Linked DNA regions of Homo sapiens: all the other regions are linked to region 2. Evidence: read pairs that join two places in POLR2A ChIA-PET (ENCODE). Cell type or tissue: GM12878. All regions are shown on one strand. Each heading gives the region's core, and the rest is flanking DNA. Links, peaks and the distances in the headings are about the cores only.

What was found. Peaks named below come from ENCODE experiments on the same cell type or tissue, not always from the same donor. Only the 100,000 strongest peaks of a DNase experiment are listed, where the experiment ranks them.
Region 1: POLR2A ChIA-PET joins it to region 2 with 37 read pairs; 12 of 35 experiments call an interaction of 5 or more read pairs at or near these places.
Region 3: POLR2A ChIA-PET joins it to region 2 with 26 read pairs; 11 of 35 experiments call an interaction of 5 or more read pairs at or near these places.

The regions. Positions count from the first base shown.
Region 1 is chr18:63,159,143-63,169,654 of GRCh38, reverse strand. All of the region lies in intron 2 of BCL2 (BCL2 apoptosis regulator), which reads left to right. Among named protein-coding and RNA genes, the nearest start is that of BCL2, 160 kb to the left of the region's middle. RefSeq lists enhancers at 7,425-7,474, 7,675-7,964, 8,055-8,294, 8,705-8,824. In GM12878, for the core only: no CTCF peak of the experiment used is centred there; DNase peaks (open chromatin) are centred at 7,094, 7,784, 8,434, 9,734 and 1 weaker place; H3K4me3 peaks cover 2,508 bases; H3K27ac peaks cover 4,591 bases.
Region 2 is chr18:63,307,854-63,317,364 of GRCh38, reverse strand. The region is part of intron 2 of BCL2 (BCL2 apoptosis regulator); the gene reads left to right. Among named protein-coding and RNA genes, the nearest start is that of BCL2, 7.2 kb to the left of the region's middle. RefSeq lists enhancers at 265-314, 5,578-5,787. In GM12878, for the core only: no CTCF peak of the experiment used is centred there; no DNase peak of the experiment used is centred there; H3K4me3 peaks cover 5,000 bases; H3K27ac peaks cover 5,000 bases.
Region 3 is chr18:63,147,631-63,158,142 of GRCh38, reverse strand. All of the region lies in intron 2 of BCL2 (BCL2 apoptosis regulator), which reads left to right. Among named protein-coding and RNA genes, the nearest start is that of BCL2, 170 kb to the left of the region's middle. RefSeq lists enhancers at 168-217, 2,909-3,058, 6,940-7,109. In GM12878, for the core only: no CTCF peak of the experiment used is centred there; DNase peaks (open chromatin) are centred at 272, 2,642, 2,772 and 5,074; H3K4me3 peaks cover 3,815 bases; H3K27ac peaks cover 5,000 bases.

The DNA of each region.
Region 1 (10,512 bases), core at 4,874-9,873, 150 kb after region 2:
GCTACTCGGGTGACTAGAGCAGGAGAATTGCTTGAACCCAGGAGGTGGAGGTTGCAGTGAGCCAAGATCATGCCACTGCACTCCAGCCTGGGTGACAGAGCGAGACTCCATTGAAAAGGAAGGAAGAAAAAAAAGAGAAGAGAAGAGAAAAGAAAGAGAGGAGGGAGGGAGGGAGGGAGGGAGACAGGGAGGGAGAGAGAGGGAGAAAGGAAAGAAAGAAAAAGAAAGAGAGAGAGAGAGAGAGAAAGAAAAAGAAAGAAAGAAAAAGAAAGAAAGAAAGAAAGAGAAAGAAAGAAAGAAAGAAAGAAAGAAAGAAAGGAAGGAAAGGAAAGAAGGAAGGAAGGAAGAAAGAAAGAAAGAAAGAAAGAAAGAAAGAAAGAAAGAAAGAAAGAAAGAAAGAAAGAAAAACACGAAGGGGAAAAACTATTCTGTCTGCATTTAACTTAGAAAACAAGGGCCTGTTGTTTCTGACCGCCCAAAAGAAGCCCTCCATGGAATCGATTAGGAAATAAGTGTCACCAGGGATGATCAGGTGCCTGCCTGTGCCTGTAGTGCTGGGAAGCCCATGTTAGATTCTCAGAATCAAGGCTGGAGATACTTCAGGAGAGTCAGCCAGAGGCTGGGAATTTTGCCTGTTTATTCAATGCTGTTAGGCCAATAAGCAGCTTTCATCAAATACAGTTAAGACCCCAAGATAAAGACAGATGACCGCTGAGCGTGTTCAATCCTGAGGACTTGGGTTGTTGCTAGTTAGTTGTTGAGAATGGCTCCCCACTTTGGATTCCAATAGGGAAAGTGCAATGTTTCTAGATCCCACCCTCAGGTCACCTTTTCTCTTCCTACAACATGCAGACCGCCTAAAAAGCCCTGGCATTCCAGGAGGACTTTATACTTCACAGAAGATGAGGGAATCTTTGGAAATTTAGGCGACAGAGGCCAGACATACCAATAAACGGAGCAGTCCACATTTCCCCCCAGTTGGAAACAGATCAGAAGCTTTAGGCATTGGAAAATGCTAGCCACATAGCATTCTGAGTTTGAGCATCTCGTGGATGTCTGGCTGTGGACGTCAGCTATGGATGACGATAAGCCTCCTGTGACTCTCCATGCAGAGTCATCAGTCCGTGTTAGAACTGCAGCCAGCAAAGAATGACCTCAGAGACTATGGATGTGCATCCTCCAGGGCCTCAGTCCCCACCTCAACATTTGGCCTGGGCGATCAGTTCCAGTGTTGACAGGTGGCAGCTGCTGGTGGTCCAAGGGGACTTAGGACATTTTTAATTGTTTTGTAGACATGGAGGTCTTGCTATGTTGCCCAGGCTGGTCTCAAGCTCATGGGCTCAAGTGATCCTCCTGCCCATGAGCCATCACACCTGACCCCAGTCCTGTTTTTAAATGTGCCCAGGGAAGGAATTCTAAACCTCCTTTGTCAGACTTCACTTTGGCAAAATGATCCTTGGTACATTGGCAATGGATGGAACAAGGAGGCATGGGCACTCTTGACACATTCTCCAATAGGCCCCTCTGCCTTTAGGCAGAACCACCTGCCCATTCCAGCCAGATGGCAACAATCATGTTGTTGTTGTTGTTTAGAGAAAGGGCCCCACTCTCTTGTCCAGCCTGGAGTGCAGTGGCATGATCATAGGTCACTGCAGCCACAAACTCCCGGGCTCAAGTGATCCTCCTGCCTCAGTCCTGCTAATTCCTTTATTTATTTTTTTTTTTTTTTGAGACGGAGTCTCACTCTGTCACCCAGGCTGGAGTGCAGTGGTGTGATCTCTGCTCACTGCAACCTCTGCCTCCCGGGTTTAAATGATTCTCCTACCTCAGCCTCCTGAGTAGGTGGGACCACAGGCATGCACCATCACACCCAGCTAATTTTTGTATTTTTAGTAGAGACAGGGTTTCACCATGTTGGCCAGGATAGTCTTGATCTCTTGACCTTATGATCCACCCGCCTTGGCCTCCCCATATGCTGGGATTACAGACAGGAGCCACCACGCCCAGCCAACATCCGGCTAATTCTTAATTTTTTTTGTAGAGATGGAGGTCTTGCTATGTTGCCCAGGCTGGTTTCAAACTCTTAGGCTCAAGTGATCCTCCTGCCTCGGCCTCCCAAAGCACTAGGATGATAGTCATGAGCCATCACACCTGGCCCCAGTCCTATTTTATTTTTAAATGTGCCCAAAGAAGGAATTCTAAATCTCCTTTGTCAGCCTTCACTTTAGCAAAATGATCCTTGGTAGCTAGGCTTTTCCTATAGCAAGAAGAGAAATCTGACTTAGAGAGAAAAGTTATGTATTTAAAATGTCCTAGAAGGCTAGATGGATGGATGATGGATGTTGGATGGAGAGAAAGAGAAAAAGAAGTAGATAAATGAATAGATGATATTCATGATAGATGAATAGATAGATGAAAGAGAAAGGGAGGTAGATAGATGAATGAAGGAAGGCGAGAAAGACAGGAAATAGGTGACTGTAAGAGACAGCCAACCCCCTAGCAATGAGACATATTTATTATAGAATTATACACCAAAGGAGGCCTCTTAAAACCCATTCAAAACAGAAGCCACCTTCCTTCGTGCTCCCATCACCTTTCCCACATCCCTCTACTCCAGCACCTTCTCATGTTGCAACATTAGAATTTGTTAGCTGTTGGTCTCCCTGGCTGGAGCATGCGACCATAAAGCAGGGATTACATCTCATTCTGCCGTGTAGTCTCAGCATCTAGCCCAGTGCCTAGCACCTGGTCAGTGCTCCATGGAAGGAAAGACAAAAGGAAAGAAGGAGGGGAGGGAAGTACATCAGTCAACCAATATGATAAAGAAACCTGTATAAGACGATAGTGTCCCTTGTCAGGAATGCATCATTTCTAATGCTGCAATCATTAATGTTTTACTAACCAAACTTAACCTATGTGATACCTCATATCCCGTCGGTAAGCTGTCATACTCCAAGTCAATACAGTGATAGCATCTGCCCAGTGTTGGAGGGGTGTGTTAATGCTCACTCCTGTTTAACACTGTTCTAAGGGACACCAGTTCATTATTATACTGTTTGTCTCCTAAATAATTTCCAAAAAATGTATTTCACCAGGGTTCCCTGTTAATATGTATACGTTTTCCATGATCTGATCATGATATCGTATGGGCTTGGCCAGTGAGAGCTGGCGCAGTCAACTGCAGGGTGTCCTCCCAGCCAGTGACAGTGTGGCTTCTGCAGGTACCTCGTTCCCCAGTCAGGATATGCGTGCTGTCCAGGGTCCAGGGACGCCGTCCCTGCCCCGTCCAGGGTCCTGGAGCTGGCTTGACTCCTCGCCTTACATCCCCCAGTCCAAATCCTCTCGTCTTCCAAGGCCCATTCCAAGGTTGGCCAAGTTTCTCCTCCTCCACAGCGGATCCTTCTCCCCACTCTGGGAGCTGCCTTGTCTTTCTCCTTAGCACTTCCTGGTGTCACATTTCTTCCTGCCAACCACCTCTCTCTGGGGCATGGGACTGGGCAGTCTATAAAGCCGTGAGTGCCCCCCAAGCCCACAGTCCCCCTCCGAGGAAGCCAGCCAGCAGCTGGTCCTCATACTGAGGGCCAGGCTTTGTGTCCTGTGGGTCTGCAACCCTGGCCATAACCAGTATTGGATGAAGGACCCTTGTTTAACAAAATGACAGTGGACTTGCTTCAAGGCAGACGGCACAGCTTTAAAGCGATCCAGCAAACGAACTCTGCCCATTTGGGGCATGTGATTTTTGACAATGACTGTCTGGCTCAATTAGACCCAACCTGGGAGTGAACTCTGTTTTCAACATTGTCATATAGCTTGTTTGTTATTCGGACATCCCCTCGGGCTTAGATTCCACCCCCCTCCCCTGCAAGCCTTCTCTAGATCCTAAGGTCCTTGAGGACAGAGTCTTGCTCAATCTCTTTTTGTCTCCCGCCAGTGTCTGGGCCCTTTGCATCCCTTTGTAAATGTTTGTTGCACAGGTGACTGTAAAACACCTAGGCCCGAGGCCTTCACCCCCAAGGAGTCAGTTTCTCCACGGCTCCTTTTCCGGTTGTGTAGCCATTTAGCCTGAGAGAGGTTTGGGATAGGAGAGGTCTCTCCAGGATTCCTGATGAGTGTGGATGAGCCTGCTGAGCAGGGTATGGAAGCAGAAGCAGCCATTGGCCAGGGATGTGGTTGGAGGGATAAACACAGAAGATGCCTGCGGCTCCCCAAGCCAGGGAGGTCTGCAGCTAGGGGCCTGGAAGATGGAGACAAGGCAGTCAGAGAACAATGAAGACAGAGCCAGAGCCATGAAAAGTGACAGCAGCAAACCCAGAGAGAGGGACAGAGACCAACAGAGTCACACCCAATGAGGTTCATCCAAACCAAGACACTTCCCTCCATGGTTGTCAGCCCTGAGCTCCTGTTTCCTCCCTTGGGTTGTAAATTCCTCCTGAGCAGTGGTTGTGTTTATTCATCTTGGTATCCTTAGAGCCTTGCAGGGCACCACATGGGGGCTGGCACATGGTAGGCGCCCAATAATAATTTTGAACCTGAATTGAATTAATAAAAATATTCTTCTATTTTTATTTATTTATTTATTTATTATTATACTTTAAGTTTTAGGGTACATGTGCACAATGTGCAGGTTAGTTACATATGTATACATGTGCCATGCTGGTGCGCTGCACCAACTAACTCGTCATCTAGCATTCACATTTTCTTAATCCAGTCTATCATTGTTGGACATTTGGGTTGGTTCCAAGTCTTTGCTATTGTGAAAAATATTCTTCTATTAATTGACTTGAGGATTTCACAGTCTCTCTTGAAAATCTATCTACAGGGCTACCAAGGTTTCCATTACCTTGAACGCTGACGTTCACGCCTTAAATCTAACTGTGCTTTCTTGCCATGGCTTAAGTTCATTTCTCCTCCAGTGGTTTCAAATGCATGGAATGATTTTTCAGCCATTCAGGAAGAAGGAATGCTGTGTATAAAGCCTGGATTCAATAAAGCCAGATTTTTGAAAAACAGCTCTTTAGCATCTTCTACTACAGACACTGGTCTGGGCAGGGCTTTTTATTTTATTGAATCCAGCTGAAGAGCTTGACTACATTAATAATGGGCTTCATTTCCAACCACTGCCTCCCAGTCTTTCCCCCTAAAAGCCTCATGGTACTTAAGCAACTGCTAATACAGGAATAATTGTCAGTGGCATCACTTCCTGCCGTGATTTGACCACCAGGATGAGGTTTTCTTCTTGTACCTAATCTGGAGTTCTCAGGCATACCATGTCTGGGGCTGCCAGATCATATTTAAAATTTGTAAGCAAATCTAATGGCAGCTGTGATTTGAGTTGTATTGAGTTTATGTTGAGAAAGTAGGATTTGGGAAGATTCTCTTGGGTATGTAGTAATATTTTTCTGGAGCAAGCCTACCTAAAGATTGCCCAGAGGTTCAAATCTCTTATTTCTACAGAGCATGGAAGGGTGGTACCATATCACAGGGTCCTGAGGGCGGACTGGAAGATTTTACTCCATTCATTTCAAAGAAAACTCTATTTGTTCAGCTCCCATACCACCACCATACTTCTTTCTGAAGCTTCCCTGGAAGATGACATCTCACCATCAGTTTTCTTTACACTGGACTTGACTCATGATGGATTTAGTACACATAACTGTAACATGGTATCCATACAGAAGATAAGCTCCTCTTTGCTTCAATGAAAAAGGCCATATAAAAGCACACACCTATTAACAGGAATATAGCACAGCCACTAAGAGCACAGACTCTGAAGAGTCTGATTGCCAGATTGCCAGAGTTTGAGTCTAGCTTAGCCACTATGTGACTTTGGACAACTTCCCTCCAATACTTTGATCTCCTCATGTGTGAAGTGGGGAATATAATAGTGCCTACTTTTTAAAGTCACTATGAAGTTTAAGATGAATGGATATTTGTTAAGTGCTTAGATCAGTGCTTGTACACAGTGCTATATAAATGACTATTGTTGTGTGTTTTTTTTCATTTTACTGAATATCCAATACATTATTCCTCTCCACATAACTTCCTACTAGGATAAAAAGTAAAGTTTCTCTTTCAGGCAACATGCAATCAAATTTAACAGCTGGCCAAAAGTTTAGTAAGACCTTGCTTATTACACCTTTTTGGCAATATTAAAATAATATTTGTTTCAATCTAAAGGTTGCTTCATCTGCTGTTATAGGGCTAGGCACTGTGGGGCCAATAGGAGTGAAATATGTGATACCCCTCCCAAAAGAACTTGCAATCAAACAATATTGGAAAATATAAGAAGTGATATATTAGGTAGCAAAACAAAACTGAAGAGCAGATGTGATGAACTATTGGAGAAGTTTAGGAGATGTAGACATTAGTGACAGCTTGAATGGTCAGGTGAGGAAGGTAAGGAGATTTTCAGGTGGGATGAGCTGAGCTGGAAGAATGGGTTAAGATTTGGGTGATGAAGGTAAGAGTGCTCCCAGAAGGTAAAGATACAGACAGTGGTAAGGAAGGGTGGCCAGCCATGGTGACTCACACCTGTAATCCCAGCACTTTGGGAGGCCGAGGTGGACCAATGACTTGAACCGAGGAGTTCAAGACCAACCTTGGCAACATAGCCAGACCCCATCTCTACAAAAACTAGCCAGACATAGTGGCACATGCCTATAGTCCCAGCTACTCAGGAGGTTGAGGCAAGAGGATCACTTGATCCTGGGAATTCAAGGCTGCAGTGAGCTATAATTGCGACTGCACTCCAGCCTGAGTGACAGAGCAAAAGTTTCTCAATTTAAAGGAAGGAAGGAGGGAAGGAAGGAGGGATGGAAAGAAGGAAGGAAGGAGGGAAGGAAAGAAGGAAGGAGGGCAGAGTTTGGGGGTTTGGGAGGGTGAAGGCATGGAAATGAAGGCTCTGGTGTCTTCCTTGGAGGAGCAGTGAGGATGCTGCCCTAGTGGTAGCCAAGGATTAATTGTGCCAAGAGCATAGATGGTGCTAGAAAATCAGGCGACAGTAGCTGGATTATGAAGGTCTTCACAAAGCAGGCAAATGAGTTCAGATTTGGTTTAATAGAAAATAGGAAGTGAGAAAGAGGTAAGAAACACGATCTAGAATGCTGGCCAGCTGTGTCACCCGCGTGCCTGCCTGCACCAGTAGTGTCCCCGAGCTGGGCCTGACACCATTCTTTGGTGATGGTGGAATAAAGGCAAGTTGAAGAAATAAAAACATGTTCATATATGTGAGTTCCCAAGACAAACCACAGCAGATCCCAGGAATGTGTTTCTGATTGAGCAATGAAGACGTGTTGGTGGGGTTTTGGTTGGGGTGGGTGTGGGTGTCATCTCTGTTTCATGAGGTCTAAATTTCTACTGGCTCAGAAAAAGAACTTTGAGCAGTTTTTTGTTTATATGGGTCATCATCGTCTTCAATTTTTGTGGAGTTTTCTCAGAGCTTCTTGATGGTCTGCTAATACTAAAATAAATATATTAGGCCTTTTGCCTGTCTCTTCTTTTCTGTCACTGGGTGATGGCCTTTGTTTCCTCTAATGGACACATTCCAGATTTGAGTGCGGAGCGGGCAGTCCCTGGCTGCTCATGTCTGACATCGTTCCCTCCCTGTGTAGCAAAGGGAAATCAACAGCACGTGGGAGGGGGAATCTGTGTTCTAAGAACTGCTTTGGTTTACACATCTATAGATAACACTCAACCAGCACTGCAGGTCACATGGACCGGCTGGTGAGGCTGAGGATGAGTCACTTTTAAATTACTCATAGAGAAAGAAATATGTTTCTGAAAGCCAGAGTGGTTGGCTTACACATGGAGGTAAGAGAGAAAGCAGGCAGCTTCATAAAGCACTCAGACCTCCTGTGACAGCTGACGTGGTGTGTAGTGCGTCAGGTGGGAAGACGGGGCCCTGCGTCCTCAGCAATGTATTTGGAGGTGAGGCTTTTTGTTGATGGGAACCCCTGTGCTGGGACTTGGGGGTATTTAGGATACATTTCCATCTAGCTAGACTTTCTCTTACAGTCCCACTTTGTAAATGGCCCTAGGACCCTTGATTAACTTTCAGTAACACAGTCTAGTGGTGAACACCAAGCCATCTGAGGCTGAAATATGGAGAAGTATGTCAGTCCAACAGAAGGTCAGATGGGGAGGGGCGAGGGAGCTTTCAGAAAGTCTTGGAGTACAAGGGCCTCAGCTGAGCCTCGAAGGTCTTCATTCGTTGCAAAGAAGAAGGAATTCTGTCCCAAGCGAGATGGAAAGATCATCTGAGCAAAAAGAAAGCATCAGTGACAGAGGCTGCAACTTCATTTCACTGGCTGAGTCTAAATTTTTTTCACAGGAAAAAATATACAGAAGACAAGAGAACAATCACCAAGGAAGCCCAAGGCACTGCTTACTAAATTGGTCCAAGGGGGGGATTTCACCAAATGCAAATGAACAAAGAACAATACATGTGACTCAAAATATCCGTTATGCTCTTAATACTTACGAGAGGGTGTGAGGCAGGGAGGTGACCTTTTCAAGGGTTGAAAGCTGTCAACTTTTCAACCACATTGTTTTCATTGCTGGGAGATTGAAGACAGGATCACCTCAGGGTACCATTTTGGAAAAGTGATTTAAAAAAAATTAAAAACTCCTTCCTGCATAATGTTTTGGGACATTTTGAATTGTTTTTGCCGTGAAGACATAGAATTCAGGTGTCCAGGAAATACTGCAACCTTTTATGAGAAATGAATACCCAGAAGTCTAGAGCTGCCTGGCACTCACTCTGGCAGGTCTTCCACCTCTGGTCCCTCTCCAGCAGAAGGGCTAGTGAGCAGTTTAGGACCCCTGGAGCAGGGGTACCCTTACCCCCACCCCAAAGGAAGCGATGTGGCTTTTTTCTCGCAGCCCCGCCCCCATCCCTTTGACAGGTCACTAGAACAACAGAGTGCCCAAGTGGAGACAGGGAGGAATGTGATGGTTGGAGGGACCTAAAAATAACCATTTTTCCCTCATCCTGAATGTGCTACCCTGGGCCAGACATTCCCTGAAGGGCTCCTCTGAAATCTGGGAAACAGGAAATGCTAAGAAAATCTCTAATTTGCCTGGTCATGTGAACTCCTCTCGGTGTTGAAACAGAATTTTGGAAGAGGGGACTCTGCACTGTGGTTGAGCCCTCCTAATCAGAGAACATTTGCCCCTATGAGAATATGGTGGATGTGACTATTCAGCCTCAACTTCCCTCTTTCTAAACATGTAAACTCTGATGCCTAAAGAACAAAACCAGAAAAGAAACCCACTCGGTCTTAGTTGCGTATCTGAGTGCCGACAGGGCGGCTGAGAGGGGCCCACGTGCCTGTCGCTAAAAAGCCCCTTTGGCATTTCATAACAGGACCCAATCCCGCAGACTTGTCTGTGCAGGCTCACGCACCATCTTCAAAACCTTTACTACCTGTATTTGTAGTAGATGATTAATGATTAGGCTTTCTTCCCACACATTTGGCTTTGATAATCTCCACTCAAAAATATTCAGATGCAAATAATTTAAAAACAAAGTGGCTCCAAGGGCTCTTTCTGGGAGGATGGAAATGCTGCATATCTTGATAGGGGAGTGAGTTAAAGGGATGTATGCCTTTGTCAATATTCATAAAACTGTACACATGATATATTCATTTTGTTGTATGTAAATGATACTGAGAATGAAAACTCTTAAGATAATAAAGTGGGTTGAGTTTGGAAACCAGAAAAAGTGGACACGATGTAAATGACCCCGCTGAAAACGATTCGAGTTGGCCAGCAGAAACTAAGAAATGCGTACGCGTGGGCAGTCCCCACTGTGCGGGGAAATCTTTGCAAGGTGAGCAGATTCAGCTCAGCTCATAGAAACTCCAGCTGATTCTGCACATTCATCTGTGTTTTTGTAGGTGTTTTTGGTGTCTTTGTGTCCATTTCTGTTTGGCTCATTTCCCTACTCAATTGGATTTTGACTTCTATTTCCTGAATACAACACCCCCGCAATACCTAATATCCCAGGCCTGTGAAAAGTGAATGCCTAATAAATGTCCACTCACTCACTGAGATGGACTGCTTCTCCTGTCTCTGTTACATTCTATCAAAATTAGCCAGTGCATTTGGCCCTAAATGCATTTGTAAAAATGGAAAGTAAAAGGAGAAACATTCATACTTGTACTAGTTTTGAGAAAATTCCCAGTTATCTCTGCTTCTAAAAGAAATCCGTTTCAGAACTTTTACTTGGGAAAAATTGCTTTTGCCTAACAGGAAAAATAAAACATAGACTCCAGACGCAGTGATGTTCGTGTGAAATTAAGAAAACAGAGTTAATGTTGATGTCTTAGTGGAGGCGAAGGTACGCTTCCTTTCTCTCTTTTTCCCCCTTTTCAAGGCAAATCAGAAGACCGGGTGTGGAAATTCCTGCAGGTTTGCTCTGTGTCGGTTTGCACGTTTGTAGATGGAGTTTCATGCTTTTTCTCACTAGTCAGTCTTTTTGTCATCATCTCATCTTGAAACTAGAGAGGAAGG
Region 2 (9,511 bases), core at 1-5,000:
TTTGCATCGGCTGCATTCTTTGTATTCTATAATTTGTGTATGGTTTACCAGTTTGCTAGAATGTTAGAATCTTTTGTTTTTCACCACTCAGAGTGGACCTAATTTTGTGGTCGGCTGAAAAAAATTTGCATCTAGGTATCTATGTAAAGTGTAGAAGAATTGATTCTTAGCTGTGGATTATCTTACCCTTACTTTAGTTGAAGTGATTGATACCTGTGGCTTTGAAGAACATTTGTGAGATGATCTTTTTCTCGTACTGTGCTAGATAGAGCTTTCATCATTATACCATACAATTGTACTTTTCTGAGATTCTTTGTTGGAGGGGGTTTAGTTCCTAAGAGTCAAGGATTGTAATGGAGATCTATATCTCATATCTAAAATGATGAATTTATGAAAAAGTAATTCTTGTGTGAAGTTTTTTTTTTTTTTACACTTTTTGTTTTAATCTGAAGAGTTATCTTTGAAAAACAGGATGCAATTCAGTGCTTCCTTTTATAGCCTCTTGGGAGAATGACTAATGTCATTATTTTATAGGACCTAACAGGAGCAAAAAGCCTAGAAATTACTGCAAGTGGATTAGATGTCAAGAAGCACACCACATGTTTTTATTACATTTTACAAAGTGTGCTCATACTAGGAGGCCAAATAGAGAAAAGGCCAAGAAAAGTAGATGATTGATGTGAACATCTGATCTTATTTGACCAAAGTTGACAAAATATTGATGCCACTGTTTGGTGTTTAAAAGTAAGATTAACTAAAATGCCCCAATTTAAATTTCTAAAATTTAAATCCTCTTCTTGAATTGTTTGTTTGTTGAGATCTCACATTATCAGATCTTTAGTAATTCTGGAAGAATTTGCTAAAGGGTGAAAAGAATATTTTTGTTAAATATTTGGTTAAGTAGGTGGTTTGATTTTTAATCACTATAACTAAAGGGGTTGGGACTTCCAGATTCCCAAAGGATCCTTTTAAACCAAAGTAAAACTGATTTAATAGTTTTACTATTTCACATTTTTGTGAAAAATTCACACTTACAAATTTTCTTTCTACTTGAAATAAATCCAAGGTGGTAACTGGTATCTGTCTATCAAATAAGTTAATAAAAATGTGGGAAACAGAGACACATGTTTATGACAGAAATTAAGATACAACCTTGATATTTGTTGCTGAATTTCAGTGTGTTACCCTCTCATGTAACTGAAGTTTCTTTTTAAGTAAAGGCTCACTTTTTTCTTTTTGTGAAACAGAGTTTTCATAGTAGACCTATCTTTGTGGTCAACAGGTATCTGAGGTTGATAAATGTAGAGGCTACATTTTATGATGCCAAACCACAATGACATACCATAGAACATGATAAAAATTTTTTGACAAAACTGCTTCTAGTAAAAATAAATCATGTAGAAGCACAGATGGTTGATGGTAAAATATGTAATAGCTTTCAGAACAATGCATAGATGGTGACTATATAGGAAAACAAAGGAATTTAGAGAAAAAATATATATATATACCAGGAAATGCACTCATAGGACACTTTGGAATAAAAGTGGTAGTGTTTGAGAATGATGAATGATTTGCCTATCATTTCAAATGTGCATTATTAATCTAAAAGTCATTTTAGGCATTTGGCATACAGACAGATTTTCTTCACATTTACACCAATTGGGGTTACATCTCTAATAATATGTTGTATTTTATAGTGTAAGGTAGTCTTAATGGTAAAGCTTCAGAAGAGAGCTAGCATATTTTCTTGGCATGTGACAATAATCTGCACTGTCCCCAGGGCTCCGTGGATTAGCCCATCTCCTGAATACTACACTGAATACTCCAGGCTTTAGACTGCAAGTCATTTCTTTTTCTTTGCTGCTGCTCGTAGAAAATTGGAACCTTGTGAGGCTGAGGAAATCTGTTTGACTTTTGTGTTCCATAACATGGATAAATCAGGTCCTTGGAATGATCAGCCTCTGATAGATTGTCCCAGAAGACTACAAATTAAATAAAGACTAAAGAAGTAATTGGCTGTAGAGTGGAGTGTGGATTTATTCCTAGGTCTGAATAAGGCATTGTGTGGCATCCAGAGAGAGGCAGGACAGAGGAAGCAGTGAGAGAGAAGCAATTCTAGAAAATGTGGATACCTTGCTGCTCAGTGTGGCTTATAGACAGTAGCACATGCATCCCCCGGAGCTTTGTAGAGATGCTAAAGCTCAGCTCCCACCCCAGAGCTACTGAGTCAGAATATGTGGTTTGTGTGCACGTTAAAGTTAGCGATGCTGGCTACCATCCTTGGTTCCTGGTGGCATCTTTTAGGAAGAGTTGCTACCTGGGATGGATTCTGCATTGTCCCCTTCCAGTGGCCTTAAAGATCTATAGTGTTACTTGGAATACCGAGTATTTCCCAGGTGTCCACTATTGTGATCTGACTTTAGGAAGACATAAATTGGATGAAGGAGAGATAGCAAGCAGGTAGATCAACTATAAGCCCAGTCTTCTCATGAATATTTTTCGTAGTAGTTATATAGTTTATATTGGCATCACTGGTCCCATTAAAAAGTAAGATAGCTTTTCTTCAATTAAAGGCAAGAGAATTAGCTCTTTTAATAGCTCTGTTAGTTATTATTTTATCCCCTCATAACACAGTTTAAATTCTGTAAATGACTTTAGTGACCTTGCAGCTTCTTTAAGACAAAGGGACTCTTGCAGGCAAGGGATTGAGTTTTGGGCAGGTGATGGAGAGTGACCCTCTAAACTGGGAACTGTGACGACATTCAGCTTCATGTCTTAGGAGAGAGTGAGATAGGAGCCACTAGAAGAATGAGATGATTCAGACAAGAGATTGTAGGAGATTGGCTTTATTCTGTTGACAAGATGGTAATCCGACTTATTTTTTGGTTTTTTGGTGTTGGTGGTTTAGGAAGACAGGAACTTCTCCACACCCGGTAGAGTTCAGCTGCCTTTTCATTAGTCAGCAAGCAGTTTTTCCTTTCTCAAGGCAGTCCACATCCAGCAAAACATTTGATTAACTGGAAAGCAATACCATTCTCATGCCAGTGTACAAATTACATGAAAGAGCATCATTTTTCTAGTGTCTGAGGATTGGCTGCTTATGGCCAATTTTGGCAGCAAGACGATAGGATTAAAAATAGCTTGAAGATGATCTAGTCTTAAATAATATATTTCATGATGAACTTTCCTTGGGAAAGTGCATCTTTCTGCCTACAAGAATCACATGACCCCTTTCAATAATTTATGTAGTAGAGAAAAACACACTATTTCTCATAGAGTTTTCAGTCATGTGCTGTGGTGTGATTGTTTCTGGACATTCATAAAATTTTATAGTTAACTGAATTCTCTTTTCTGTTTTGTTGCTATTTAACGTCCATTGAAAACATGGCTTTCTTTTGCGCATTCTGTTACTTTCAGCTGTACTTTCTAATAAGAATGGATTGCCCTTTTTAGCAATCTTTGATTGAACTGGTACATTTCAGATTACTTAAATGTCATCAGGCCACACAGCATACCAGGTAACAGAAAGCCATAAATTAAAAATAAAAAAAAGGCAAGCAAAATTCTTGTTGTTTTTTCTTATCTCTGTTCCCAGTCCTATTGCGCTATTTGGAGGGATGATACGCCCACTCATGAGCGAGTGTGTGGGTGCTGCATGTTAACAGTGGTTCTTCCCACCCAACATACCTCCGCACCCTTTTCTAAGGTCACTCATTGTGTCTTAGCAGTAGTTTAGCAAAGCAGTATCTCAGCAGAAGTGCATTTGTGCTAGAAAACAACACTGTCTTTGTAGTGTACAAGTAGAACGTTTTCTTTTTCCCCCAGAGATATATTGTATTTGAGATTCAAAGGTTCTGTTCAACCTTTTTAAGGTAATCTAATATCACCTTATTCAGGTATAACAGTAACTTGTCAATCTGGTCATCCTTTCTGTCAACCACATGTAGGAGACCACTCAGTGAATTTACTCCACTGTGAATTTTCTCTTTCATCCCTCTTGGTTTGGCTTAATCAACCTTAATGTTTGATGTCTAAGCAGGATTAATGATGAAAATCATCCAAGGACTGACAGTTATTCCACAGATGTGATTGCCAGTCTTACATGAGTCCTGCCTTGGGTTAGGTTGGAGGCACGGCAAGGAGAGCTTTGCTTCTGCCCTGGATAAACTCACAGGCTAGTGTTGCAGGCATCTTAATAAACTCGTAGTTATCATACAGCCTGATAAGCATGATCCTAGACTCAGAGACTTAGAGGAAAAAAGCAAATAACTATAAGTTATTTTGCATGTACTTCAGCCTTGGTCTAAGAACGTTATTTCTGACCATATGGCTGTTCATGTGTGCATTAGGCCTAATTTAAACAGGGCCAAAATGTAGATACTTTAAAAAATACTGTGTAACGTAGACATATGCTTAAGAGAACTGAAAGGCAGGGGGAGTTCCCTTGTTAAATATTAACCCACTAAGCACTATTTATGCATACTAAGAAGACTTAATAAACACCAGTCTACAATTTCTAAAGCATTTCATTAATTCTTTTTAAGTAAAAGACAATCAAGGCTCCGATTAGACTGACTGGAACAGGGTAATTTGAAGAACTATCTTTCTTAAATAACTCTTGTATGCCAAAAAATACAAGTAGGTTTTGAACCAGAGCGGGGGCTCTTCCTTTGAGCAGGGGAAAAAAAAGCTTCTGTTTTGTTTTGGTTTGAGGTTATATTACTGTTCTATTTATCAAGACACTTCTACGATGCTAGTTACAGAAATTCACAGTCCATTGTAACACTGGCATTTGCCTTCGGACTTTTTTGGGCTTGTGGTCTGTTCGTTTAAATGGAGACTGTAAAACTTTCAAAATGCCAACAAAGCTGTTTTCACTTAAAAACATATTTTTATAGATTGTCACTTGTTGTTCTTATATATGCCCAATTCTGTATATGCTATAGCACTATTTCTCTGCCCTCCATTTGCCAGACAAAAGATACACCCATCTGTCCTTCAGTGTGAATAAGGATTGAATGATTATTCCTCTCTCTTCCAAGCCATGGGACTTTCTCATAGGTGCCACCACCCCTGTGACCATCCCCTACCTGCCTTATCATTCCACCGGTGAGGGACCTCTCAGGTGTAGCTCCTTGTTAACTTCCAATTAGTGATGGGTAGGATTTACCTGAAGAAAACCGTAATGCGCTTAGATACTAGCAAAAGGGAGCAGAAGTGGGGAGTCTAATCAAAGTGAGAGGATAACCCTCACCCCAAACTTGCTGCAGGCAGCTGGGCAGGTCAAAATTCTGTGACCAGACACTATCCTTTTCCTCTAGTGATTATAAACTTTAACCTGTGCAGAGAAAAGATAGTATCTGCTGGCAAAATTTGTACTTACTTTGATTCCTCTAGTGCAAGATTATAGTGGGGTTATACCTGAGACTTCAATAAATGTTTGACTAACTAAACTAAAATAGCTTAGGGTAAGGACTACTTCCCCAAACGCCCTTTTAAACATGTGAGAAAGGGAATCTCCCTGACATACTGGTATGGCCATTTGTAGCAATATACTGAGAGTGACTTGGGTGATTTTCTGGGGCGATCAACCACATTCCATGAGCAGGTTAACTGTGGAAGACACCTGCCCTTGAGCATCGCGTTTGGGCCACATGCGTCAATGGGGAAATTTGTGTTTCCATTCTGCTTCTTGTTTTGCCTTCACAACTTCAGGGATAGAAGCGTATTCCATTTTTAGTTAATAATCAGCTCTCTGGGGCTTCCATGTAATGAGTCAGAAACTGATGACTGACTCCACTCTGCTCATTATCATGTCTCCCAAAAACAACCCGAGAACCCACTGTGTCAAGTGAAGCTTTAATTTTTCAGGGGAGGTTTTCTCCATTGAGACCAATACATCTTTTCTTGTGACAGATCCAGTTACCATATTTCCTTATTTTTAACTGTCGAAAAGACAGTTAAGCTGCAACAGAGTATGGTGAGTTTACCAATTTTAATACTTGAAGCACCAAACAAAGGATCAGTGTTGCAGGCTGTCTCTTCTTGACTTTTTCCAGCTCTCCTTAGCAGATAACCAGGATGATATTTTTTCTGCTTTACAACATGATGAATGCTATATCTCTATATTAACTCTGAAATTGAATTGCAGCCAAATATTCCTCTCAGCTGCATTAGAATTTTCTAAAAGAACATGAGACACATAAACTTAGTCTTCTTAGTTCAATGCTATATCTCAGATATATTGATATCTGATTTACAATTAAAATAGGAATAAAATTAAGTACAAATTATATCATCAGCTTTAAATATTGATTTATCTTCTTGAAAAAAAAAAAGCGAGTCCATAAAGGATGGCAGCATTGGCATTTCTGGATGTAAAATTTCAGGGCTATCTCCTAGCCATATCCTTTATGGATTCCTGCCAGCATCTTTAAAAACACACACACTGAAGACACACAGAGAGGTTTTGAGGTATTTTATAACAAAATTATAAGAACAGGGAGACAAAGCCACTTACTAAACATTAAAGTGATAGTATAAGAAGAAAATGATTTGAAGAAGTCCTAATTGAGGGAAATGAGCAATTGTCCACAAAACTTAACCCTGGGTTCCCAGGAACCGGGGTAGTGATGGTCATGGAGAGGGGTTTTAGAATCTGGTTATTTAGGAAAACATGCACACTAACTTGTTTCATTGAAAAAAACATTTATTGAGGCCCTACACCATGCAAAGCTCTATGCTAGGTGTTTTAGTTAAGCGAAAAAATGTCTAAGATAACTTTTGCCTTCAAGGAACTTACCAATCAGTAGGAGACCAAGACAAGGATACAAATCACTGTAATCCTGGACAATGTGTAGTAGACAGAGAGGCCCAACCCAGCTACAGTGGTATCTGAAGAGTTTCATGCCGGAGATAATGTTGAGACAAGTTTTAGAGAACAGGCAGGCGATACGGGGAGAGGGTCTTTCAGGTAGTGGAAACTGGAGGCGTCAAAGCAGGCATGAATGCGGGAGGTGTGTTTGGGGAATTGTGGAGAGTCTGATTTGACTGGGGCATGGAGAACTCTCCTGAGATAAATCCATAGTTTTGAGAACTTACCACTGCATACTAAGTTGTGAAACTTGTATAGACAGCCCTCCCTATCTTTGGGTTCCACATCCATGGATTCAACCAACTTTGGATCAAAAATATATGGGGTAGGGCAGGCACAGTGGCTTAGGCCTGTAATCCCAGCACTGTGGGAGCTCAAGGTGGGTGGATCACTTGAAGTCAGGAGTTCAAGTCCAGCCTGGCCAACATGGTGAAACCCTTTCTCTACTAAAAATAGAAAAATTAGCCAGGTGTGGTGGTGGGCGCCTGTAATCCCAGCTACTCGGGAGGCTGAGGCAGGAGAATTGCTTGAACCCAGGAGGCGGAGGTTGCAGTGAGCCGAGATCGTGTCACTGCACTCCAGCCTAGGGGACAGAGCGAGACTCTGTCTCAAAAAATAAATAAATAAACAAACAAATAAATAAAATAAAGTATATAGGAGGATGTGCATATGCAAGTACTACTCATTTAATATCAGGGACTTGAGCATCTTCAGATTTTGGTATCCACTGGGGGTTCCTAGAGCCAATCCCCTGAGGTTACTGAAGGATGGCTGCGTTTAACTGTACCAGGGATGTTGAAAGGATGTTGCAAAGGTTCTCAGACAAGGCAGGATGTGTGCGTGGGAGGAAGATTGACAGTGACTGAGCCTGGACGGGGGAGACCAGGTATGAGGTCTGAAGCACCTGGAACAGAAAGGACAGGACAGATGTGGGCACACTGCACGTGTAGAATCAAAGGACTGACAGCAGGTCGAATGTGAGGAATGAGGGAGGGAAAGAATCAGGACTCAAGTGCCATCCTGGCTGCCTCAAAAAATGATACTGTCTTCCAGAGGGAAAGGAAAGATAACAACAGTTACTGCTTTGTGGCGTACATGTGATGAATTTCATTTTGGACATTCCAGTAGGATATCCAAGTGGAAATGCCCAGTAAGCCTTAGACATAAGGATCTGGATCTCAAGAGAAAAATTGAGGTTGAACCATAATATGTCTTTCCCCTCGAATCATGTAGGTTTCTCTTTTGCCTTCTTTCATTGCCCTAAGTGGTCCTAAATGCTACTGCTGATGCTGTCTTAGTTTGCGACTGTTGTTTGCACCCCACCTTTTCCCAAAGGTAATCTGTAGACTTGCATGGATTGGGTTAAGGTGGTTAACCTGCAGCTTTGCTGTTCAAAGCTTGGCTTCCCACTACCAGTTTGCCAACTTAATGAGTACTTCAACTTGAGTCAAATTAGTATTGTTCCAAATATCCTAATAGTATCCTCTATGTGTGACTCTAGGTCTTACAAAATCAAGGTGTCCTTTCTCATTGAGACTTCCTTATTAATAAAATATTTCTTCTATTAAATTCAACCTGGCACCAAGCATAGTAGGTAATAGGCACACACAATGACTGTTTATTGAATGAATGAATAAAATGATTATGTTAGGGCATTCTGAGCAATTCATCCTAAGCAGCTAATTTTCTCCTACTTCTTTTATTATAGTGTGTGTTTGTGTGTGTGTGTGTGTGTGTCTGAAATGTCCCATCCTACAGGTTCATTAATATTTAATAGAAATGAAAGAAGAAAAATACCTATTAAGTGTTTTGATTTCATCCTTTTCATTGAATTGAAAAAGTATATCATTTATTCCTGAAGAGAAATCTAGATTTTGCTCTATATTAAACATTTGACATTTATTGGTCCTTAATGCTAATATAGATACCAGCCTGCTGGTTGTCACATTCTATCTGTTTATACGAAGGTTGTAGACACACAGTGTATGTACATATGCCTAGTTGCTCTCATTCCTTTTGTTTCACATCTCAAGCCTAACCCAGACTGAAAAGGTTTTGAAGGCTGAGATTATTCATCACCCCATCATTATAGAAAGCAGGGCTGGCCCAAGGTTCTCACAGTGGGAGCAAGGTGGATTTTAACTCTGATCAGTGTTGTAGCTCAAATATAAAAAGAACTGCAGCACAAAAGTCACAAGGATAAATGATCCCCTCGTTCTTCTCCCATAAAAATAAGCAGCCAATTGAAGGTGGAAGTCAGTACAGTGCGGCATTCCCAGAGGCGACAGAACCTAAGATTCCATTTCTAAAGACACTGCTCAACAAGAAGACCACCTGGGATGTCTTACATAAAACCATTGGCCTGGCAGCTTTTGGCTGAGTTCTCTATTCTGGTTCAAGCCAGCATCACAGCCTATCTGTGGTTTTAACAACTGATGGAATTTGTATTTTGAGAACCCTCATCCGTTAGCATGAAGCAAACTCAAAGCATTGTTGCTCATCAGTTGTCATCTGTTTGAGAAAGATTTTGATTTGTTTACTTGTAGTGAAGCTTGACCATACTTCTCCAGGGGCTTTTTAAAAAGATGAATGTGTCAGCTTGTAGATTTGTCCCCATGAATGAAACCACAAGCAAAT
Region 3 (10,512 bases), core at 116-5,115, 160 kb after region 2:
TGCCTCCCGAGCCTCTGGGGTACAGCTTGTGACCCTCCTCAATCAAATGAATCCCAGGGTTCCAGGCCAGGTGAGTATAGATGGACTTGGAGCTTTTCTTATGAAATGTCTTGAGCTGAGTTTCTTTTTCCTGCTACGCCGAACTCTGTATATGTTTGTTTTTGTTCTAATTTTGGCTTCAGAAAAAAAAAAGAAGAAAAGAAAAGAAAAAGAATGTTTGGGTACAGTGTAAAAGTTTTCTCAGATCCAGATTGGAAACTCCCTCATCACTCTGAAACCGGACAGGTGCTGAGCGGTATTTGTTTCTCTGTCAATAAACAGCACGTACTTGGCCTAGACATAAACTCCTGCGGGAGCAGTGGTGCACATGGGCCTATTTCAGTGTTTGGGAAGGACTGAAGGGCCCTGAATTAGGAGGAAGGTCTGCTTCTCACCCCTTCTCTTTTGATCTTCTGATAGAGACCACATAGTGTTCTCTTCATGGTATTTTGATGGCATATGGCGTATAAACACAGGTGTGACCTTTACACAGTGCACTGCGTTACAATTATAATAAGTGAGAGGAGATAAAGCCAGCTGGAGTTTAAGGTTAACGCTGAAAACAGCGAACGCTAATTTTCACTGAAAACAATGTCACAGAGCAAGGCGTAGGTGCCCCTTTTCAACTGCCGCGTGCATGGTTCTATGAACAGCCCCAGGTGAAGGGTTTCCATGAAATAAGCCACCTCCTGGGGTACAGAAATACTTAGTGATGCATCCTCTGAGGATCCCCTTTGGGACCACCCTCCTGGGCGGCATATCCCAAATCCTTGTTTGGATGGGAAGGGAGCATTAGGTAACTTCACTTGGAACAAGGTACCATGATTATGTCTGGTCCTGTTTTCCGTGCTGACAGGCAGTTCACCTCTCCGGGACTCAGTGTCCTTGATTTTAAAATAAGGGACTTTGACCATATTCCTTCAGTTTCTTGCCTTCTGGTTTTTTACACAAGAGGCTCAGCCCAGAAGCCTAACCCCAGATGCATACTTAATTCCTCGGGAAAACAAAATATTTGTCAGACCCACAATTAACTTAATTGTTTATTTGTGCAAAGGCTTTCTTGTTTAGTTCCAGGACTTGCTGTTGAAATTTGAAAAAGGGTGGCCCCAGATTCATGTTCACATGAGTAGCTGCGGTAGCTACTCACCAGCTAGCTCCTGGGAGAGAAAATGGAGAAGAAAGCGAGGGAAGAAAACGGAGGGCAAATTCTCCAAGGTTTACTCCTCCACCAGAGAGACGCCTCCTGGGCAAGCGTTTCTACCTGGATCCCTGGCTGCCCAGGAAATTGGGGAATGAGGGCTTTGGGTGTGGAGTCCCCTTGGCCATTATGAAGTCCATGGGGTTGCAGTTACTGAGCAGAGTTAGAGGCATTCCTGCACCCCCACCCCCAACCCACAACGTCTGGACTTGGGAGGAGATTCCTTGGCTTCTGAAAGAAGCTTCTGTTTCTGTTTACGTAAACATCAGGTGGACGGGGGAGGTGGACGCCAGGGTGGGACGTTCTTGCAGTGCTCAGATGAGGGTGAGACTGGAGGGGCCAGTACAGGTGTTGGGCATTTGGGTAGCACCTAACAATAATCTAAGGCAGTGGTTCTCCATGGGGATGACTTTGCCTTCCAGGGGACATTTGGCACGGCCTGGAGACATTTCGGGTTTTCACACTAGACAAGGGTTTCCGCTGGCATGTCGTGGGCAGAGGCCAGAGAAGCTGCTAAACATCCTCCAGTGCACAGGGCAGCCCGTCCTCCCCACAACAAAGAATTACCTGACCCAGAATGTCAATTGATCTAAGTTCTAAAGCCTACTAATAGTTTGTAAGTTGAAAGCACTAGATTGACACAAACGGGAAAAGTTATTTGCAGTTTATTTTCCTGAGGGACAATGGGCTGCCACTCCCTTCCATGCTATTGCTGGGCAAGACTCTATGTTGGCTCTTGCTTTCTTCTCCTCTTTGAACACCCCCCTCCCCTGCCAGCCCGTCTGATGCCGTCCAAGCCTTTTTTTTTTTTTTTTTTTGGCTTCTCAGCAAGCCTCATGAATATTAACTGGGACACTCAGGGCTAAAATGATCTCTGGTCTTACTTGAGAAATGCCCTCAAGCAAGAAAAAGAACAAGAGTCCCAAGAACACCAAGTGCCCCTCACCTTGGTCACACCAATGGCCCACACTGGCTGGGGAGGCGGGGAAGGGTCCTGGGAGAGGGAGGATGGGCCTCTAACCTCCAAGGAGAACATGAGTGAGGGCCCCAGGAAGGGAGAGGGTGCGACAAGCACTCTGGAGAAAGAAAGGAGAGGGTTCAAGGTGACCCTGAGCTCGGGGCAAGATCTGCAGGGCCTGCAATTGGCAGAGTGCCTGGCATCTGGCCAAGCAGCCCTCCCTCTCTCTTCCCCGCTCCACCACCTGCTCCTGGTCGCTGCATTGCCGGTTCCTCCCAGCCTCTTCTCACCTGCTCGCTCTAACGTCCGTCTCAGCCAACAGCCCTACTCTTCCCTCCCAAGCCAACAGGGGGAAGCAGAGAGCAGCAGAACAGCCTAAAGGCAACAACGGCAGTCTCTTTACCGCGCCCACCCTGCACTCCTGGGCCCCTGTGGCCTCCACCCCAGCAGCTGGACCCTCCGAGACCCTCCTTTTCCCACCAAGCTCACCCCCACTAAGGGCCCTCCCCACGCAATGCACAGCACATTCCACGCCCACCCGACATCAATCACGTCCTGTCTCGTGACTCATCCGATACTGTTGACTTGCTGTACAGTTTCTCACCTTTGCAAATGAGATTTGTCGCCTCCTCAAGTTGACTGTCCCTGGAGGCCAGGAGACGTGCTGTGGCCCTGCTGTCCCGAGCCTTTCTCAGAGTCTCATGTTCAGCTCAGTTCTGTTGATTGGGGACAAAGGACACTGCCATTTGCCACCTCTGCCCGCCCTGTGCCGACCTCCACCAGACGTTTGGCATCATGAGCCCGTGTCGTTCTCACCCCAGCCTTTGTGGTTGATGTTGTAGCGTCCTCTTATTCTTATAGATGAATAAGTTGAGGCTCAGAGATGTTAGATATCTTGGGTAAGGTGAAGCTGTGACGACTTGAGAACATAACTGAACGTTCTAGGCTCCTTACCCCACACGGTGTTGCCATTCCAGTCCCAGAAGGTCCTGAGGTTCTTTTGAGATGTGTAATGAATCCATCTTCCTTGAGCATAACACAATCTTTATGGACCTGTTTAAATAGTTTTAATTTCCATGTGTTTACTCATTCATTCTGCAAACATGCACACAGCTTTTACAAGGTGCCAGGCACTATCAGAACCTGGGAAAACCAAGATGAAGAAAATGTAGCCAGTGCCCCCAAGGAGGAGAGAGACAGGTGGCAGTGAGTTCACTGGTGAGCCTTGAGGGGGCAGAATAAGAAAAGGGCATGATGGGGAGGTGGGGGCTTGGTCAAGAAAGGCTTCACAGAGGAGGTGGTATTTGAGCTGAGTGTGGAGAGGTGTGCAAAAGGCAGAGTGGCATCCCAGCCTGAGGATGCATGTGAGCCAGGATCTGTAGAGGAACGAGGCTGCAGCTGATGCTGCCAGTAATCACATGGAGTTCAAGGCAAGCAGTGGGTGTGGGGAGAGGGGAGTCTGGAAGCGTGGGTCAGGGCCAGCTCGCCCTGTGGATAACAGGAGCCACTCAGGGCATTTGGATAAGAGAGAGGGACGCAACTGCTTTGTGGGTCTAGCAGACACCCTGGGAATACTCCAGAGGGAAGCTGAATGGGGCAAGATGAGGGAAGATCGGTTGGGAGCTTCTTGCCACTGTCTAGGTAAGCCATGCAGTGGGGTGAACAGAAGTGGCTTCTGTAAGACCAGAAAGAGGAGACATCCTAAGAGACTTCTGTAAGGTGGAGATGACAGTGATGGTGTGTCCATAGGAAAAGAAGAGGGAGGAGTTGAGGATCACCCCGGTTTTTCTGCTAGGATATAGGCTGAGGGCTGTCAAGGGGGCTGATTAGACCCTTAGAGGCAGATTTTGGGAAGGTGTAATCAGTTCCCTTTGTGCTGTGTTGGGTTTGATGTACCTGATGGATATGCAGATCTGTTTGGTCGCAAACTAGGGTTTGAGGTTCAAAAGAGATTCAAGAGTCATGAGCCTAAAGGCTTCACAATAGGGTTATAGCTTAATCCTTTCTGTACTATGAAGACTTCATGAATGTCCCAAAATCCACATTCAGGCCTGCCCTTCCCAGAGTCATCATTGTCTTCTAGAAGCCTAGTTTGTCCCATTTCAGCTGCCCTCCTCTGGACTCACCACTGGCTTTTTGGAGTGGCCAGGTCTGTGTAGAGAATTCTGAATGGACCATTCCAGGTGGGGACCTCATGGCTTAGTACAAGGTCCGATGTTCTTGCTGTTGGGTAGGAAATCCTGCCTTGATGAGTCTCAGGATTTGGCTGGCCGCTCTGCCCTGACGATTTCAAGAAATCACTTCTGCTAACTCCAGAACTCTACTTCCAGGCCCCTAGCTGATAATATACAGGTATTGAGCTTCATTTGAATTTTTTCTTTAAGAACTTACCTTGACTAAAGATGTTAGAAAATAAGATCCTAAAATTAAAAATTACGGACTCTGCAAAAAGAGCTTAACTGGCTTCAAAAGTTTCACACAACTCCTTTCATATATGCATTTTCTGTAAGCTACTTGTAAATAAAGAAGGTACCTAGGAAAGGAAAATTGCCATCTCTGACAGTTCAATGCAAAAATGAGAGAGGAATGAGAGGGAGTCATGACTGAATTTTAGTGCCTTTGCTGCCAGGCACTTCACAGAAGTCATTTCATCCTCCTGACCACTCGACAACTACAGCCTTTTATTTTTCTCTGTTTTATGAATTCATAAATTTAGGCTCAGGGAGGTTAAATAACTCATCTAACATGAGTTAGATTTAAGCATTGCAGAGAACGAGAGGAGAACTGATAACTCATTCAACTCATTGACGAATCTAGTAATTTGCAGAGTTGAGGTTCAAGCACAGATCTGTCTGACTCTAATGTGTGTGCTCTTTCCTCTCCAATGCTACTAGCATGGGTGAGCTGTGAGCATTCTGGAGAGGGTGAAAAGTGGGAGGCAGAGGCAAAAGCTGAGTCAAATAGTTTTCTCAGATGAGAGAGAGTGGGCAGGCAGTGGATATTCGTGCAAGCAAGTTGGACGCCGTCAGAAATCTGAGCTGAAGTTATGTGGGTATACTCACGTCTTGTAGTCTCCGCTGAAGGACCCATTATCAAATAGGTGGAAAATACAAAAATTGAAGATATGGTGAAGCATTATCACCTGATCAACCCAGCATCCTGCTCTCATAGGTGGTGTACAATTTCACCCAGCCCAAGTCATTATGTCTTCCAGGAGAAAAGGAGGCTCTAGTAGGCACTGAGGACAAGCACATGATAAGCTATTGTTTTGCCTCCTGGGAATACTTGGTTGGCCCTTTATTTTTTAGTAGCAAGAAGATTTAGGAGTAGCACTCTGTATGTATGTTGATTGTTTGGCTTTGTACACAAATGTTAGAAAATTAAAGAATAGATTTGGTCATTGTCATGTCTGTTTGCCCTCACCAGACTTGACTTAGATATGGTTCTTTAAAGTCTCAGGCATTTTAGAATAACTTTGGGGAAGGTATTTACGAATTAATTTTTAAAAAAACTCTTTCATTTTAGAATTTTCTTAAAAGAGATATGTTTTTAAAATTTCAAATACCTAGAATTGGGCAAACGAGGTGTTGCCAAGTAGAGGCTCTGCTGAGCAAATAATGACCACATCAAAACACCAGCCCCAAGGAAGCAGGCTCCGATTCTGCTCCCAGAGCAGCACATTGGTGTGGTGTCAAATGCATGTTTCTAAAGAACTCAAACATTGTTTTCTCTTAGTTAGATAAACAAACTCCTTGATGTCTATTTATGACTAGTTGTTAGTGAGTCTCTTGGAAGTCATACAAAGCAGTGAGAACAAGAAGGTGTTTTGCAGGTTGGCTTTGAGTAAAGACCCTCTGTTTTGATCAGGGTCTTGGATGCCCTGCTCAATCCCCTACTCGAAGTTCTGAGGGCATTTCTCTGATTGTCCTCCAAAACTGTCCTGCCAACTGCTATAGATTAAATAGGTAAGGAGCAGCTACTAAGTTTCCTTCTTCCCTCCCATGAAGGAGCCCGGCCATGAGATTTAGCCAATGAGCCCATTTAACTCTCTGTTTTCTAGCTCATTTATCCAAGGGTTCAGTGCACCACTGGAAACCTTCATATAACAGAAAGCCAGTGTTTGGGGGGCATTTGGTTTCAACTTGCTTGTGTTTGAGCATTTATATTTATAATAGTGCTAATCTCTAAGGGACTCACATCGCATTAAGAGCTTTATCTTAGGCTGCCACGGAAACTAGCATGTACCAACATGACTGAGAACTATGAGAAATTGGGCTGGGCCTACAGAAAATTAATAAGCTCCGATTTTCATTTAAATTATCTTTTCCATGAGATTTTGTTTTGAAACCCACAAAGTCGGGCCAAGCCATTAGCATTCCCTATGCACACATTTATCCTCCCCCTGTAGCCTATGCTGTCCCCTCCCCTCGCCCCCAGCCCCTCATCTGTTATCGCCCCCCATCTATTATCGCCCCCCTTGCCTGAGTGAACTCGCCCTTCTCTGAACCGTCATGGCCACCCCTTCTGCCACCAGGACATTCTTGCTTGTATTGCTTGCTCCTGACCTCATAGAAGGAAAGGAGTAGTTGCATTTTTCTCTTGAATCCACCCCAGGGTTTTGATCATGCCAGTCATGTTACAGATGCCCAGTAATTTCTGCTGGGTTAGATGTTAGTCAGTTGCAGGGTAGATTGGTGTTAGGGGAGGTAGCCCGGCCATAGGCAAAAAAGTAGCTTAGGGTCACCGCAGTCAGTGTGGAGAAGGGAATTTTGGGGGGAAATCTGGACAGACGAATTTGACCAATCTATGAGGCTAATTATAGAAAAAAACACAAGAAGGGGGAAAATTTCTTTCAGTAATTAGAGAGATGACAGAGAAGCAGGGAATGCCCCTGATTGCATTATAGAAGAGGAGATCAAGATGACTTCAGAAGTCATTTGCTGAAGGTACAAAGAGAGCTCAAGGTGAAAGGAGTCCCATTTTCCTTCTTGGTGGAGGCGCAGCTTAGTAACCTTTGAGGAGTGTTGCCTGTCTTGCTAGGAAAAATATGACAGGAGTAGCCCAGTGGAGGTTGGAGACCTAATACCCCTTCTCACCCCCAAACCTGATAACTCATTCTTAAGCATCAAATCTTATGTTATAGTCCAATATTTCTGGACATTTTTCTGCCACAAGGTCTCCAGAATGTGTTAGCTTAGCTTCAGCCTTATAGGAATTCATATTTAAATCGACTTCTTTTTTCCTACCTGGAGACTGCTGGAATATCAGACTAAAACAGCTCACGGGAAGGCTGAGCAGAGTCTAATTCTAGAACTTGTGGCATGTTCATGGGACACGGAAAATACATAGAAGTGATGGTTTCACAGAGAAAGGGAAAAGTCACTCCAGAGAAAACTGGAGGGAGCCAAGAAAATGCGGAGAGAAAGTGGGGAATGGCAACCTCAGACGCAGAGGGAAAGAAAAACAAGAGAAGACGTACGTTAGCAATAAAAGAAAAAAAACCATCACAATGCCCGTTGGGCAGGAAAGTGATTTTTCTGCTTTTCTTTCAGCCCTCCTGGGCCCACAGTATTGAAGATAGGAGCAGAGTGCATTCACTGGTGTCCACTCTTCAGCTGGGTGTTGCTGAAGAAGAGAGAAACCTTAGCCATCTTGCCACCAGGTCACTCTCTTTCTTTCGTTTTCAGGCTGACCCAAGCAAAATAGGGGAAAATTGCATCTGGACAAAGGAAACTTCTCTTTCTGTACCTAAAAGCCTCATGTCAGGCTGGGCGCGGTGGCTCACGCCTGTAATCCCAGCACTATGGGAGGCTGAGTCAGGAGGATCACTTGAGGTCAGGAGTTTCAGGCCAGCCTGGCCAACATGGTGAAACCCCAATTCTACAAAAAAACTACAAAAATTAGCCAGGCATGGCGGTGGGTGCCTGTAATCCCAGCCATTCGGGAAGACTGAGGCAGGAGAATTGCTTGAACCTGGGAGGCAGAGGCTGCAGTGAGCCGAGATCGCACCACTGCACTCCAGCCTGGGTAACTGACAGAGGGAGACGCTGTCTCAAAATAAATAAATAAATAAATAAATAAATAAATAAATAAATAAATAAATGCCTCATGTCAGGAGAACCCTTTCTGTAGAGAGCCATATAATTAAGCACTGTGTTTGTTCCAAACAAAAACTAGAGAAAGGGTTAAAAATCAATATTATTAGTGACATCTCCTCTCTTCTTCACTGTTAATCATCTGCCGGTCACTGTCATAACAGTGTTATTTTTCAGGCCTGAAATGAAAATTGGCGATTACATCAAGCAAAGAGTTTGAAAGGAAGGCTGGGTTACTGCATGATTATTCGGACTCTCCCTGTAAATACGTGAATAGTTCCAGCTTCCCCTCACATGGGTTGAGGGTAACAGAATGACATCTCCCTGGGCTAGAAGAGAAACAGAGACAGAACAAGCGAAAGTCGTCTGGCACCAGCCAACAGTTGCAACTTATACATATAGCCCGGGACCGGTATGGGTCTGTGGCCTGTTAGGAACAGGGCCGCACAGCAGGAGGTGAGCAGCTGGCGAGCATCACTGCCTGAGCTCCGGCTCCTGTCAGATCAGTGGCGACATTAGGTTTTCCTAGGAGTGCAAACCCTATTGTGAACTGTGCCCACAAGGGATCTAGGTTGTGTGCTCCTTATGGGAACCGAATGCCTGATGATCTGTGTTGGAACAGTTTCATCCTGAAATGATCCCCCACCCCATTCGTGGAAAAATTGTCCTCCACAAAACACGTCCCTGGTGCCAAAAAGGTTGTGGACTGCTGACATAAATGAGCTTGATTCTTTTCTCATAATGTAAACGTTATCAAAGAGACAGAGGTGTCAGCATAAGCACGTCGCTGCTCCATGCACACTTATGACTTCGTGGCTCTGGGCAGGCCCGTTTAGCTGGGAGTCATAGCTACATTTAGGGAGGCCGCGTGATTGAGTGGAAAGGCAGGATATTTTATGTCAGAATTCTGGGTTTGAGTTCTGGTTTCATAATTGATTAACTAGGTGTCCTTGGAAAAGTTACGTATTCTTGGTCATCTCTAAAAGAGGGGTGACAGCAGTAATAACTTATCTGTGGCTTGTTGGGAGGACCACACTAGATGATCTATATGGAAGCACTTTCTCAACAACAGCGTGCCATGTGAATATTTGTTTTTGTTTGTAATAGATACCTCTATAATAAGGAGAATGAGAAGGTTATTATTTCATCCTGTTTGTTCACTGTTTTTATTTAACAACTTTTTTTTTTTTTCCTACTACATTCCAGGCAGCAGGCCAGAGGCCAGGGAAATTCGTTGCCACTTCACAGTATCTCATTGCATCATTGAGAGGTTTACTCCTGATCCAGCACCGAAAGACCATTTTTGGCCTTTAAAAATAAAGTTGAAAGTCCAAGAGCCAGAAAGATTAAGGATTAAGCTAATTTTTAAAATAACAAATGTTTTCTTATATTCTTTTCTCATTTATATGGTGCTGGTAATTTTTTAAATTAGATTTTCATCTGGGCATTTTATATTAAAAATGATACAGTTCCCTGTCCCTTGTAATTGCATTTCTTTTGATTTTCTTTTATTATGACTCGCATATCACTGACACTTTTTTCCTGGAATGTTAAAAGTATACATCATCTGGCTAAAAGGAAAAAATACTGACTTAATAAAAATGGAAAAGAGAGAGAGAGAGAAAATGGATATTCTTCTCTTTTGGTTCCAAACAAGGCAAAGTCCTCATTCCTCGTTCTTCATACATGCCAAGGTTGATGTCACGGATCCAAACCAGTTTTGAGTTATCTGAAATGGGGGGGAGCGGGGAAGCGCAGTTCAACAATCTTCTGAAGCTTGAAAAACAAATTTGTCACAGTCTGATAACCCAAAAATGACTGATGGATTTTCTCTGCATTTTCCAAGCAGGGAGGGGTCGGGCATGGAGAATGAAACATTCTGAGAAAAGACTTAAATGTGGAAACTTTTGGTTCAAGAGGGTATTCTAGGAGATACAAGAAATATCTCCTGGGGGCATCCAAAGGGAATAACACTGTAATCTTGAGTGATGTATGGTTCCATTGCCCGAGGAATAGGGATGAAAACCATAAACTCCTTTGGTTGGGGTATTAACTTATCATCAAAAGTTACCATAAATAATGGATATTGTTTATGGCTGAGAAGTAGGACACATCCAGAGAAGACATCCCTTAATTTTTCATAAAATCATCTCAGTGTTATTGGAATATGTTTTTCATGCCATTTGAGCTGTCGGAGTATCTCTTGGGTAGATTCTTAAGCA